Regions from separate parts of the Homo sapiens genome. Here region 2 is linked to region 1. The links are chromatin contacts, found by Hi-C in ENCODE. All regions are on one chromosome and are shown on one strand. The core of a region is the stretch at or near the end of the contact, and the rest is flanking DNA. Distances in the headings are between cores, read along the strand shown. Region 1 overlaps LOC105371604 (a long non-coding RNA gene). Region 2 overlaps NME7 (NME/NM23 family member 7).

Region 1 (4,091 bases), core at 805-3,304:
AGCGGAAGAAAAGAATGTTAAAGAGGCACCCAACAGTAATGCTACATGGAATGGATTTTCTAAATACTAAAAAATTAAAAGTGCATTTATGATGAGAATAGAACCTTAGGTTCCAGGACAAATTCTCAAGAGAACTTGGATCCAAGTAAAGTAATTTTTGACACTTCCTCATCACCTCCCTCACAGATGACCCTCTCCTCCCTCACAAATACCAATCCCCCTCCCAATGTTTCACCTTCAAGCTAACCTCTAGTTGCCCGGGATTCCCAAGATGTCTCATTTAGACCTCTACTCCTGCAGCCAGACCTCACTCACATCTTCCAGCCATTACTTCTCCTCCTATCAAAAATTACCTAGAATCCCACTTATTTTTTAGAACACTATTCTCAGCACTCCAATAGCTTACCTCTTTTTATTTTCTCATTTTCTTTTAAATTGTTTGCAGGAAACCTGGTCATACTATGTGAACAAAGACATGTACATTTTGACAAGTTCCTATGGAGTAAAACTAGCCTCAATTCAGAAATACACTTTATCTCTGAGAATGGGTGTCTATGATCCTCAGACAGGTTGAAGGGGAAATATGAGGGAAGGGAAATTTTCCTAGAGGCCCTCACACAATCATCTCTTCCATCATGGTCTTTCTCTTTCCTGTGCTCTGAATAGTCTGTTCTTCTTGTATCGAGGGCAGATGACGTATTTATAACATTTCTGGCAGCTGGAAAGCTACGGAGGGAGGGTAAAGAAAGAGGAGTTGTGAGACGCAAAAGATATCATTGCCTTAAATGCTACAGCTAAAGCTGTTGAATGGCTTAGCTCCCCCTACAGGATGCCATGTAACATAGCAGCACACACTTAGAAGGTACCATTTTGTTAATCTCCTGGCCCTTCAGTTTCATCCTGTCTTGCTCTATCATAGGAGACTGCACAGTCATGGCCGACATCTTCAGCCTTCCTACACCAGAAACTTCTTCCTAGCCTTCCTAAACTTCTGCAAATAGACTCAAATATCAGGAAATCAAATGTTTTTCAAAATTAAGGAGATGAACTTCAAACATCCGGTAGTGGGAAGTTGAACTGAGAAACTGCTAATGTCTTCTTCCAATTCTAAAGTACTGTCAAAGTCAAATAAAGCATAGAGATGAATCTCTGAAATTAAGCCATTTCGTGGGGAGGAAACAATGGTAATTCAGGCCATACATGCAGACTGTCTTTAGCATGTCCCAAAAACAAAGAGGTTAGGGGTTTTATTTTTTAAAAAAGGAAACGTTACATATTGTCCTTCGCAAAAGCTCACTGGCACTAGTAAGGTCTGGGAGAGTTGGCAGGATTTGGTTGGTGACTGAAGGCAGTAGGTAAAACACAAGGGGTTGTTTCAGCAGCTCTTAGATAAATCAGGTTTCAGCAGGAAATTTCAGCAACTAGGCTTGCAGAGAATTACATTCTTAGATCAATGTCATGTGCTTGGAATGTTTTCTCCCCCTGGCTTCTCCACCCTGTTTTAGTAGGGTATAACAAGAATGCCCCAATTCATATGATTAGCTTTCACAATCATTGTCCTTCTTGCCACAGTACAAGCTGTTCACATAGTAGGCTCTGGCCTCAGCTCGTGTATGACCTATAAATAGCACCTGTGTCACCAGAGGGAAAAACTGCTGAATCAGGGACATGGGTTAGAAGGAGTGTAAATCATCTTTTGTCTGAAATACTCCTAATTGATTTTTAAAGAAAAAGTCTCAACAAGGGTGTGTGTGTGTTTATGTGTGTGTGTGTGTATCTGTGCATGTCACACACAGCTTATCAGAAAGAAATCAAGAGCAGGAGTGAATGAGCAAGACAGAAGACAATGCTCATCTTCAGCCTTCCTACACCAGAAACTTCTTCCTAGCCTTCCTATGTTGTACTATATTGCACTTAGAGAAGTGCAGTTAGAGAAGACACGAGCAAAAAAGAGCAGAATTTCTTATTCCAGAAACCTCTATCATCACAATCAGACAAACTCTTCATAATTGGGCACCCCACAGAATTACACCATAGTGCCATCTAGCTCTCACTACCAAAGCTTGACATCCTATTCCCAGCTAGGTTAAGAGGTTTAGGGTTAGTCACTGACCAGCAAAACTAAACTGATTGCCATTATTTGATAATGAAAATAAGCAAAATCCCCCAAAGAGGTTTATGTTTGGTAATAATTTATATTCAACTTATCTTATCAACATTCCAAACCAGTTTCTCAATATGAATATTAAGACTTAGATCTTTCTTGTTGAATATAGATTCAATGTTGCTCTGGGTTTTTATTAAACAAATTTCCACAAAGGTTGCACTGATTACTTCCTATCTTCTTTGGAAAGCTGTCAGCTGACAATGCTACCGGCTATAGATCTGATGTCAACAAATCACTGGTCTTGCAAATTTCCAGAGCATTTGCAAAAATCCCTAAAAAGAACAAATGGGAAAATTTCATTTTAATTCACTTATGCTGAATAGCAGGGTTGTTCATGTAGTATTTGTAGAGAGAAGGAGTGCTGGAGTCATGTAAAATAAAATAATAAACAAGTGTCACGCCTGCAGAAGATCAAAGATTCTTATTGTAGGTATGATCTAGAAGAAAGTCTAAGAACTGTATTTTGTGGTGCTTCTGAGTTGTAAATTCTTTACTAAAGTATTCAATTATGGGAAATCGTGCCTGCTTCCCACTGCTGGTGCTGGCTGGGATGGAAATACTAAATGCCAAGAAGGAAAGTACATAATGGTTTTACTCTTTCTTCTAATAAACAGTATCATGGTGGAAAGAACTTGGCCTTTGGCCTTAGAGACTTGAATTCAAACATTGAAACAAAGCACTTTCTAAGTATTTGGGATAATTAACGTCCTTGAGCCTATCAGCATTATTGCAAAAAATAGTGGAGATAATATCTGTAAAATATCAAATATTGTATCTTTTTTATAAATAGTCTTTATTTTGTGTAAATACTATTAAAACATCAAAGAGGAATATAATCATGTGCTGTCATCTTTACAGATGTCATTAGACAGTACATATTTGGATCTCTGGTAATCTTGTTATGATGTGAGTCAGTGATTTATGAGGGGCAAAATTTTCCTATCGCATTACCTATTCTCTGCATCATCTGGCTTACAAAAATAGGAGCAGTGCATCTTTGAGCAGAAATAGATGCCTGAAATAGCTGTTAAACTGTTTGAGAGTCAGTACGAGGTAAATTAACCCAAAATAGAGCTATAGCAGAAAAGAGCCAAAAAGTGTGACTGTATTTAGCTATGGCGATGATGCTCATGTGTGGGATTTCTTCTGGCTCCAGGGGAGGGAATTTGGTAGGGAATAAGCAACATCTCTACTGTATCAAGAAGACTGAGTTTCCCCACACAGCCCTTCCATTTACTAGCTGTATGGATAGAAACAAATCTACATTTTCAGAGGCTAATTCCCTTACTTGCAAAATGAGAATTATATCTTTACTACCTCGCAAGGATTGTTGTAAAACCAAAAGAGATAAAGTATCTGAAAGTCTTTTGCAAACCATAAAGTGATAGGCAAATATCCTCCATCTGTTCACTTCTTTCCATCTCTACTGATATCACACTGATACAAGGCCCCAATAGCTCTCATCTCAGCCATGTAACAGTGTCAATCCTCCTTATCGAACCCCCTCTTTACACTTGGCCCTCACTGGGAACCATTCTCCAAATGACAGCCAAGATGACCATTTTAAAACATAAATCAAGAGACAGCCAAACACCATGTACCTCTTTCTAGAGGTATTCAACCACTTTATAAAACATTCTTGACAAATGAAACAAACCTGAACACGATCAGCCCTGTCCACTTCCCCATCGTAACTGGTTCCTCACTCCTTCACTGACTGGGCTCCAGCCTCCTTGGCCTAACCCAAGGTCACTGAGATTTTTTTCTAATTTTTCTTCTAAAAGTTTTGCAATTTTCACTCTTATGTTTATGTTTATGATGATCCATATCAAGTTAATTTTTATGCAAGATATGAGGTAAGATTTGAGGTCTTTTCTGCACATGGATATCAATTGTTTTCACACCATTTGTTATAAAGATTATC
Region 2 (4,091 bases), core at 963-3,462, 530 kb before region 1:
ATTTATTACTACCATCTAATCCTTAGACTCCACTCAGATTTCACCAATTGTCTCAATAAGGTTCTTTGCTAGCAAAAGGATCCAGGTCAGGACCATGCATTGCATTTAGTTTTCTCCTTAGTCTCTTTCAATCTGGATCAGTTTCTGAATTTTTCCTTGACTTTCATGACCTTAACACCTTTAAAGATAACAAGTAGAGATTCTAATTTAATTGATCCATTTATCCCTTTGCTCATCAGAAATTTTTCTAGATGGCTTCCACCTACAGTTCTAACAAGATACTGGCAAATTTATTTTGCTGTATGGCATACGTTACTCATACGAGATGTCATTTGTTGGCTCCCCCTTGTCTATGAAAATGAATGATGCCTTTGTGATGTTATGACTCAACCTCGTGTACGCCTCCCCTCTTCTCCACTTCAGTGTTAGTTGTCATCTCATGTCACCAGTGATACTTGTGAGAGGCAGTTTTACTTTCTCCTTGCTTCCTTCATCTTTCCCCAGGATTCGTTGAAAAACATCTTTGGGAATCATTGTTATGTGGGGAAAATAATATCTACTTCTTTGCCTTTCACTTTACCTTTAAACATGTGGTCTTTTCCAAGGACCTTCTTTTTCTGATTTTCTCTTACGGGAACAACCAAAACTTTGCATGTACTAAAATTGAGAACCTCAATGTTGCTGAATGGGTATATGGTAGAAAATTCAAGTATGTTCAAATTTTAATTCTGTATACCAAAATGATAGGTCAATCATTCATTTAGGTACTTTTATTATTATTATTATTTTGAGACAAGGTCTCACCCTGTCTCCTGGGCTGGATTGCAATGTCGTGATCATGGCTCACTGCAGCTTTCACCTCCTGGGCTCAAGCAATCCTCCTGCCTCAGCCTCCTGAGAGGCTAGGACTATAGGCTGTGTGACCATGCCCAAATAATTTTTTTTTTGTAAAGATGGGGTCTCATCGTGTTGCCCAGGCTGGTCTTGAACTCCTGGATTTGAGCAATTCTCCAGCCTTAGCCTCCCACCGTTTTGGGATTATAGGTGAGAGTCACCATGCCTGGCCTGTATTTATATTTTTTAAACATTAAAACACTTCACTGAGAACACAGCAGTAAACAGAATACATGTGGCTCTTATCTTCACAGAGCTTACCTTTCAGGAGACAGTTATGTATAGCAAATATTTTATAGGATGATGAAAACATAGGTCTTTCCTGTTTTTTTTTTTCTAAATGTTCTGTAACTTGGTGATACCACTTTTGTGATTATAAAATTTTAAGAAGCATATAAAATATTTAATTGTATGTATAAGTTTAATTGCCCAACGGGTTCTTCCTGCCCCCTGCACAGAGAAAATCAGTTCACCAAGACTGTGGTATTGAAGTTACCATTTTAATTGACAAGAGGCCGCCCACATAAGAGATGGAATTATTACTCAAATCAGTCTCCCCAAAGGATCAAAGGTTAAGGTTTTTATGGACAATTTGGTGGGCAAGGGCTAGGAAGTGTGTACTGCTGACTGACTGGGGATGAAATCATAGAGATGTAGAAAACGGTCCTCTTGTGCTGAGTCTACCTCTGGGTGGGGCCACAGGATCAGTTGAGTCATAAGTCAGGGTCAAGGTGAGGTCCATCGGTTGCCGGAATGCATATCTAAAAAAAACATCTCAAAAGACCAATCTTAGGTTTTACGATAGTGATGTTACCTATGGGATCAATTGGGGAGATCACAAATCTTGTGACCTCTGGACCACATGACCCCTGAGCAGTAAAGCATTATAGAACCTAGGTCTACATTTTAGCAGCATTCAGGCCCCTCCCATAATATTAATATTGTGGCTTTTCATTAGTTTTACAAAGACAGTTTTCAGTTCCCTAGCCAGGAAGGGGTTAGTTCTTGTTTTCAGGTTAAACTATAGACTAAGTTCCTCTCATGGTGAGCTTGGCTGACACCCAGGAATGAGTGAAGACAGCCAGTCTGTGAGGCCAGAAGCAAGATGGAGTCAGCTATGCTAGACTCCTCTCACTGTCATAATCTTTGCAAAGTCAGTTTCATAAGTAGTTGATCAAATCTGAATTTGGATACATAATTACTTCTGCATGGATTCTTATTCTGGTACACTCTGGGGGAAAAAATAGTGAATCAAGGATTAATCAGAAATAAACATAGGTGCATGGTGACTAAGATGATTGGACAGGCCCCAATTTCTTGGCCGTGATTAACGCAGGCCTCTGCACATACTGACACTCATAATTTATCTTTAGTTTTAGCTTCTATCTTGAAAGAAGAAGAGTTGTGATTTTTAGTAGTACATTGTCAAAGAGGGAACAACTTGTACAAATACAAAAGCAAACAGCTTTCTCTTAGAGATCTAAAAATAGTGCAGTAAGACTGGGGCTTTGACCAGGAGGTAGAAAATGGCAAGAGATAAAGCTGGAAACATCAGCAGGGGCCTCGTAAAGTCATATTAAGACAACTGAACTTCATCTTGAGGCCATTAGGGATCCAAATAAATGTTTTACTCAGGGGAATAGCACAATGATACCTGTGTTATAGAGGTCACTCTGGCTGCAGTATAGAGAACAGATGAAAGGGCCCTGGGGTCAGGCAGGGAAACAAGTGGGTGGAGTCTAGGGGGACAGAGACTAGGTAGAAGTCTATTAAGTAATTCAGGAGAAAATTCTGGTTTCCTGAATTGCTATGGCAGAAGGGATAGCCAGAAGCAGTGAGCTTCAAAAGACATTTAGTGGGGTAGAACAGAAAGCCTCAGAGACTAATTGGATGTGAAAGGTAGCCTGTGGGAATGAATCCAGATTAATGCCTATCCCCAAGCAAACGTGATAGTACCATCTTTATCTGTGTTACCAAAATCTAATAATCTAAAAATGTCTGAAAACCAAAGTTTTTTCATAAGTTTAATGGTAAAACCTAACCTGTCTTATATCAAGTTGTGTATCATTAAACAGTTTTGTTTCAGTAGCTTGACAAAACATTTAATGTATATCATTTTTATTTAACCTATTTAGTGTGACTCTTCACACTGCTGTAAAAATATTAATGTATTTGATGATGAGTGACTTCCCAGACCCCTTGGAGTATTATATAATATATACTATATATTCCAGATTATTATTGTAAATTCCAAAACATCTAGTACCAGGAGTCTTGAATAAGAGATAGTAGACAAAGTTTGAAGTGGCCATGGAGAAAGTGCTGATGACAGAATATATATTTATGGGTTGTATTTACAATTCAGTTGATTTAGGAGATTACATGTATTATGGTGTTATTATTTTCTGGTGAACAGTTTGGCCCAGGGGTGAGGTTTTTACAGGAGGGTACGATGAGGAAAGATAATTGAGGATGTTAGCAACTATAGTTGAAGTTATAAACAAGGAAAGATGTGATGGCAGGAGGTGCTTGAAGAAAGGGATAAAGTAGATGGGCCAAGGGACCGAATGCTTTTCTAAGGTACCTACAGAGACCCCAGGAATAACAGGGAAAGAGCTGTGTCACTGTACACTTCAGAAGTGGAGCTTTCCATGGTAATGGATGATATGATTCAGGGTGTGGCCATGGAAGGAGGTAGCCAGTGTGGAGTGGAGATCAGTATCAGTCACTAGAGATATGTAAGTCTAGGAACTGAGAGAAGCTTTCATGTTGAGTGGCATTGAAATCACCTAGGATCATGGTTAGGAGGTAGGGTGGAGAAGAAAATGGTGACTCAAATTCTGAAGTCTTTCACAAACTAGGGAAGTTTGTGAACCAAAGGTGTGACAGCAACAAGGAGAAAAGATCTAGCCAGATGGCATAAGCCTCAAAAAGTCAGGAGTTCATATATAAGGGGAGGAGGTCTTAAAGTAGCACTGGGACAAAGGATAGAACTACTCCTACCCTCCTGGCCAGAGATTCTTATCCTGCGGACTCCAAGGAATTGATGCCCTTAGGGGATATCCAAGTTTCATTTAAGGCTAAGAGGCCTATGAAGAGATTCAAGTTTCAAGGGAGTTTACAATGGCACTGAAGTTCTGCAGAAAGCAATAGGAATAGTTAGAGATTGGGGAAGGGAAGAAGAATCTCAGAGCCAT

Evidence for each region. A loop is a pair of places that touch in the nucleus more often than their neighbours do. Pooled maps may share reads with other maps.
Region 2: a loop to region 1 is called in a map of GM12878, with 3 times the contacts of the local background. The contact joins two enhancer-like sites. A Hi-C loop is called at or near these places in 1 of 168 maps with a recorded cell type or tissue (GM12878), 5 of 37 single-sample maps with no recorded cell type and 4 of 50 pooled maps.

Annotation. Positions count from the first base shown.
Region 1 is chr1:168,634,319-168,638,409 of GRCh38, reverse strand. It overlaps LOC105371604 (a long non-coding RNA gene), which reads left to right. Exons shown (of 3, transcript XR_922259.3): 3 at 1-286. Among named protein-coding and RNA genes, the nearest start is that of XCL1, 60 kb to the right of the region's middle. Within about 2 kb of position 2,054, at least 7 of the 41 ENCODE cell types and tissues checked have a DNase peak (open chromatin) inside an H3K27ac peak, as active enhancers do.
Region 2 is chr1:169,159,537-169,163,627 of GRCh38, reverse strand. All of the region lies in intron 11 of NME7 (NME/NM23 family member 7), which reads left to right. Among named protein-coding and RNA genes, the nearest start is that of ATP1B1, 55 kb to the right of the region's middle. RefSeq lists an enhancer at 1,584-1,843. Within about 2 kb of position 2,212, at least 4 of the 41 ENCODE cell types and tissues checked have a DNase peak (open chromatin) inside an H3K27ac peak, as active enhancers do.